Regions from separate parts of the Homo sapiens genome. Here region 1 is linked to region 2. The links are chromatin contacts, found by Hi-C or POLR2A ChIA-PET in ENCODE. All regions are on one chromosome and are shown on one strand. Each heading gives the region's core, a stretch centred on a gene start or an enhancer-like site at or near the end of the contact. The rest is flanking DNA. Distances are from core to core; before and after follow the strand shown.

Region 1 (2,700 bases), core at 66-2,565, 1.0 Mb before region 2:
TTTTTTTAATTTATTTATTATTATTTTTTTTTGTAGAGTTTTGCCGTGTTGCCCAGGCAGGTCTCAACCTCCTGGGCTCAAGTGATATAGCTGCCTTGGCCTCCCAAAGTGTTGAAATTATAGGCGTGAGCTACTGCGCCCAACGAATATGTAATCTTTTTAAAAAAAGGGAAAAGGTTGGGCGCGGTGGCTCACACCTGTAATCCCAGCACTTTGGGAGACCGAGATGGGTGGATCACGAGGTCAGGAGTTCAAGACCAGCCTGGCCAACATGGTGAAACCCCGTCTCTACTAAAAATACAAAAATTAGGCTGGGCGTGGTGGCTCATGCCTGTAATCCCAGCACTTTGGGAGGCTGAGGTGGGCAGATCACAAGGTCAGGAGATCGAGACCATCCTGGCTAACACGTTGAAACCCCGTCTCTACTAAAAAAAATACAAAAAATTAGCCGGGCGTGGTGGCGGGCGCCTGTAGTCCCAGCTACTTGGGAGGCTGAGGCAGGAGAATGGTGTGAACCTGGGAGGCAGAGCTTGCAGTGAGCCGAGATCGTGCCACTGCACTCCAGACTGGGAGAGAGAGTGAGACTCCATCTCAAAAACAAAAAAAAACAAAACCCAGAAATTAGCTGGGCGTGGTGGCGGGTGCCTGTAATCCCAGCTACTTGGGAGGCTGAGGCAGGAGAATCGCTTGAACCCGGAAGGTGGTTTTATTGTTTTGAGGCATGGCCCTGGGGGCTTGTGGCAAGGGCTGAGGTGTTTGGGGAGCAGCAGTGCAGGAAAGGCCTTACTCAGCTGGGCTTGCAGGTATGCTCACTCCTGTCTGAGCGCTGCTTCCTTGTTTCTAGCCTCCGTTTAGAATAAAAAAAAAATGTATAGTACAGTATTCCAATTCATCAAAAGGAATAAAGACAGATCAGCCTGTCTGGTCTACCACCATTCAGCCTAAGCATAAGGCAGAACCCTGTGAAGTGGCCTGTGTCCTCCTTCTCTCCCTGTCCCCTTCCTGGAGCCCCATGGGCCTGTGCTCAGCACGCGTCCTGGCGCCGCGGTGTACCTGGTAGTGGGCAGTATCGGACGTGTTCTCCATGTTGGTGAGCGATGTACATGCTGTAGCTTTATTATTCTCATCTATAAATAGGGCCATTCATGCCCTCATAAAGTTGTTAAATAAGAGTGATGTGTATGTAAATACCTGGCCCCATGCTGGCAGGGAGTGGAGCTTTAGTACTATTTTACTTCTTACCTAATAGGTGTGAGTGTGGAAATGGGCAAATAGTCAAGTTGGCAGGGAAGCAGAGCCTCCTGCCTGCCCCAGTGCCACCTGAACTCCTGTAGTGTTCTTATGCCACTGGAACTGGCTGGCAGGGGCCAGCTCTGACCTCAGAGAATTGTGGGCTCACTCTAGGGCAGGAGGAGATCGCAGAGGGCGGAACGGTGGCTCATACAGCCATGCCCCCAGGTGGCCCAGGACCCACCTGGGAGCTACCTCCAATGGCTTTGAGCGGTCAGTGTGTGGACAAGCGGAGGGACCGTGTCTCAAGAATATGTGGAACTCAGCGGGGCATGGTGGCTGACGCCCGTAATCCCAGCACTTTGGGAGGCAGGCAGATCACCTGAGGTCAGGAGTTTGAGATGAGCCTGGCCAACATGGTGAAACCCCATCTCTACTAAAAATACAAAAATTAGCCCAGTGTGGTGGCAGGTACCTGTAGTCCCAGCTACTTGGGAGGCTGAGGCATGAGAATTGCTTGAACCCGGGAGGCAGAGGTTGTGGTGAGCCAAGATCATTCCACTGCACTCCAGCCTGGGGGATAGAGTCAGACTCTGTCTCCAAAAAAAAGACATGGAACTTAAACACAAGGCTAAACTTCTGGGCTGGAAGGAATCGAGGGATGGCCGACTCAAGATACCTGCAGCCCTGCATGAAGCTGTCTGCCAGGAGGCTCTACCTAAAAGCAGTTTTGTTTTGTTTTGTTTTGTTTTTTGAGACGGAGTTTTACTCTTGTTGCCCAGACTGGAGTGCAATGGCACGATCTCAATTCATTGCAACCTCCACCTCCCAGGTTCAAGCGATTCTCATGCCTCAGCCTCCTGAGTAGCTGGGATTACACGTGCGTGCCACCACACCTGAGTAATTTTGTATTTTTAGTAGAGACAGGGTTTCACCATGTTGGCCAGGCTGGTCTTGAACTCTTGACCTCAGGTGATCCGCCCACCTCAGCCTCCCAAAGTGTTGGGATTACAGGCATGAGTCACCGTGCCAGGCCTAAAAGCACTTTTTCTTTTTCTTTTTCTATTTTTTTTTTTTTTTTTTTTTGAGATGGAGTCTTGCTCTGTCACCCAGGCTGAATGCAGTGGCAATCTCAGCTCACTGCAACCTCTGCTTCCTAGGTTCAAGCGATTCTCCCACCTCAGCCTCCCGAGTAGCTGGGATTACAGGCGTGCACCACCACACCTGGCTAATTTTTGTATGTTTAGTAAAGATGGGGTTTCACCATGTTGGCCAGGCTGGTGTTGAACTTCTCACCTCAGGTGATCTGCCCACCTTGACCTCCCAAAGTGCTGGGATTACAGACACTAAGTCACCACGTCTGGCCTAAAGCACTTTTTCTGAATTCCACCCCAGTCTGCCCTTCCTGAGTGCCTGGGCAGGGCCCTTGGGGAGCTGCTGGTGGGGCTCTGAATGTGCCAGGGGTATCCG
Region 2 (2,700 bases), core at 85-2,584:
AAGTGCTGGGATTACAGGTGTGAGCGACCGTGCCCGGCTTCATCTCATTTTTAACTGTGGAATTGCTGGGTTTTAAATTTTAGCTTTAAATTAGATAGTGCAAGTCACATAGTTCAAAACAAGTATTCACCAGTGCTTAACGTCTGTCTCTGTGTAAGTTCTAAGACCAAGTCCTTGGGCCAGGTCACATTCACAAGAGCCTCAAATTTAAACTTTTGAGATCATCTTCGAACGAAATTTGGAATTTGGAAAAAGGGAGAAACGTTTAAAAAAAAAAAAACCTCTTAAAATTGCATCTACTTCCAGACTGCACCATCTCAAGGTGATGTGACTATTTGTATAAATCTTGGAATTATTATTTGAGGAACACTTACAGAATTTATGTGTACAAATTAAAAGCTCGAATATGTTGAATGTACATTTAATTTTATTTATTTATTTATTTTTGAGATGGAGTCTCACTCTGTCGCCCAGGCTGGAGTGCAGTGGCAAGATCTCGGCTCACTGCAACCTCTGCCTCCCAGGTTCAAGCGATTCTCCTGCGTCAGCCTCCCGAGTAGCTGGGATTACAGGCGTGTGCCACCATGGCCAGCTAATTTTTGTATTTTTAGCAGAGACGGGGTTTCACTATATTGGTCACACTGGTCTCGAACTCCTGACCTCAGATGATCCGCCTGTCTTGGCCTCCCAAAGTGCTGGGATTACAGGCGTGCGCCACCGCTCCCAGCCTTGAATGTACATTTTAAATATACCACGAGTCCACCACTAAGGCTCAGAAAATATAAGTGGCCTCTAGGATCTCTATACCTCCGCGAGGAAAAATGTCTTCCTTTTTTCTATTTTAGCCGCATAACCGCGAATGAACCAAAGAGAACCCGAAGCCGGTGGGAACTCAGCGCAGTCTCACCCTGCCCCTCGGGAACCGCTTCTCAGCAGCGGCAGCCGAAGTCTGACGACGCTTAGCAACCGTTACCTTGACAACGCAATCCTATCGCGCACCATGGAGTGCGGCGCCCCTCTGCATCCCAGAAGGCACCGCGCTGTCCCTAAGCCTTCCGCCCCTCTCCGTCCCAACATGCAACGAGGCTCACAGTCAATGAATCGTCATCAGGGTGATTACAGAAAAGCCTGTATATCCACGTTTGTTTTAACACTTAAAGTGTTTGTAACCATTGTGAGCGGGAAAGATCTGGAAAGAGTGTTCTCAGTGATTTTTTTCAGACTATAGTTTTAAATCTTGAGGAGGAAATCCCCATCTTTCCCTGGACTTGTACAGGCATCTCATTGGGCAGCCCGCACAAACAGACAGCGTGGGGTGGGGAGGGTCCTCGGGGTCCTTGGCAGGGCACGTGCGGGAGGAAGTGGAGCTCCCTGTACGCGCGGCCCTAGTCGGCTCCTCAACGTGGAGCGATGGGAGGCCTTGAGAAGAAGAAGGTGATTGGGAAAGACGGTGGGGATTCCCGAGGGGTGGGGTGCGGGGGCGGCAGAGCATGGGGTCGACTCTTTTCCCGGGCTCCGTCTCGTGGAGACTGGAAAGACGGGATCGACGTGACCGTAATCAGCTGCGAGAAGGGGTCCGAGAATGGACAAGGATGGCAGTATTCGTTTAGTGAAATCCGAGAACGAACTCCAGAGTTCTTTCTGTGGAGAGGGCTGTGAAAGAGAGTTGAACTTACCAAGCGTAGCTTCATTCCAAAAGCAGGCCGAGCCGTGGGACCACTATTTACCGAAAGGGTGATAAACATTACGTAGAGCTCACCGTTACTGCACCGTTACATTAGTTGGTTAGTGTTGTCTTGGAAGTTCTCTTCGAGGCATAACATTTCGGCTGAAATGGGAAAGATCAGAACGTCTTGGATGGGTTCTGGGGCATGGGAGTGCTTAGCGAGCAGGCCTGACAAGGGAAACCAAGTGCCAAGATCAGTAGGCAGGGAAGGCTTGCTGTGTGTAAGGAGTTGGAAGGACATTAGGATGACTCGCATGTAAACCAAGAAAAGAATGGCATCTGATAAGATTGGGGTTGGACACGTACTGTATCGTGCAAGGCCTGTAAGCTTGGATTTTATTCTAAGTGCAGTAGGAATAGTGTAGAGCTTGGATTTTATTCTACGTGCAGTAGGAAAAAAAGGAGGAGTAACACGATTAGAGTTTTTCAGGGAGTTCTTGTGGCTGTATGGAGAATCGGCCCAGTGACATGAAAAGACTGGGAAGGGAATGGGAATGAGGAATATATAGTTGGCTTAAGTGTTTCTTTCAGAGTGAAAGTTTCTATTGCCAGTGTTCTTAACCCAACACACTACATTGAGTATCCAGTGCTAGCCATCGGAACTGCAAAGATACAAGATGGAAAACCTGCCCTTGAGTTGCAGATGTAGATATGTAACAAAATCGTTACAGTTTTTAAAAGCTGGGTTTCAGAGCCAGAATCAACAAAGATGAGTCTTTGTTGTGGGAAGGATTGTCTTGTGTGTAGTAGGATATTTGGCAACATCCCTGATCCTTTACCTACTGGATACCAGTAGCACCCAGCAACCAAAAATGTCTCCAAACATTGCTGAACTCTCCTCCCCCCAGCACATACCCAGGGAGTACCCCATTGAGAACTATTTATTCCCTTAACATTTATAAGGATAAGCATGGTGACAGAGATAAGTGTGGCATAAGGTAATGGAAAACGCTATAAATGAAAACTCAACTTCT

Evidence for each region. A loop is a pair of places that touch in the nucleus more often than their neighbours do. ChIA-PET counts read pairs that join two places held with the same protein, here RNA polymerase II (POLR2A). Pooled maps may share reads with other maps.
Region 1: a pooled map shows a loop between it and region 2 (3-fold over the local background). The contact joins the enhancer-like site here to the promoter of PES1 in region 2. A Hi-C loop is called at or near these places in 4 of 50 pooled maps. POLR2A ChIA-PET finds 5 or more read pairs at or near these places in 2 of 52 experiments (GM10248 and PC-9).

What each region holds. Positions count from the first base shown.
Region 1 is chr22:31,634,451-31,637,150 of GRCh38, reverse strand. The region is part of intron 3 of PISD (phosphatidylserine decarboxylase); the gene reads left to right. Among named protein-coding and RNA genes, the nearest start is that of MIR7109, 14 kb to the right of the region's middle. Within about 2 kb of position 1,315, at least 8 of the 41 ENCODE cell types and tissues checked have a DNase peak (open chromatin) inside an H3K27ac peak, as active enhancers do; they include PC-9, where a contact is called at or near this core.
Region 2 is chr22:30,590,544-30,593,243 of GRCh38, reverse strand. PES1 (pescadillo ribosomal biogenesis factor 1) reads left to right here and starts at 1,334. Exons shown (of 15, transcript NM_014303.4): 1 at 1,334-1,434. The coding sequence starts at 1,411. RefSeq lists enhancers at 712-791, 1,012-1,311, 791-1,506.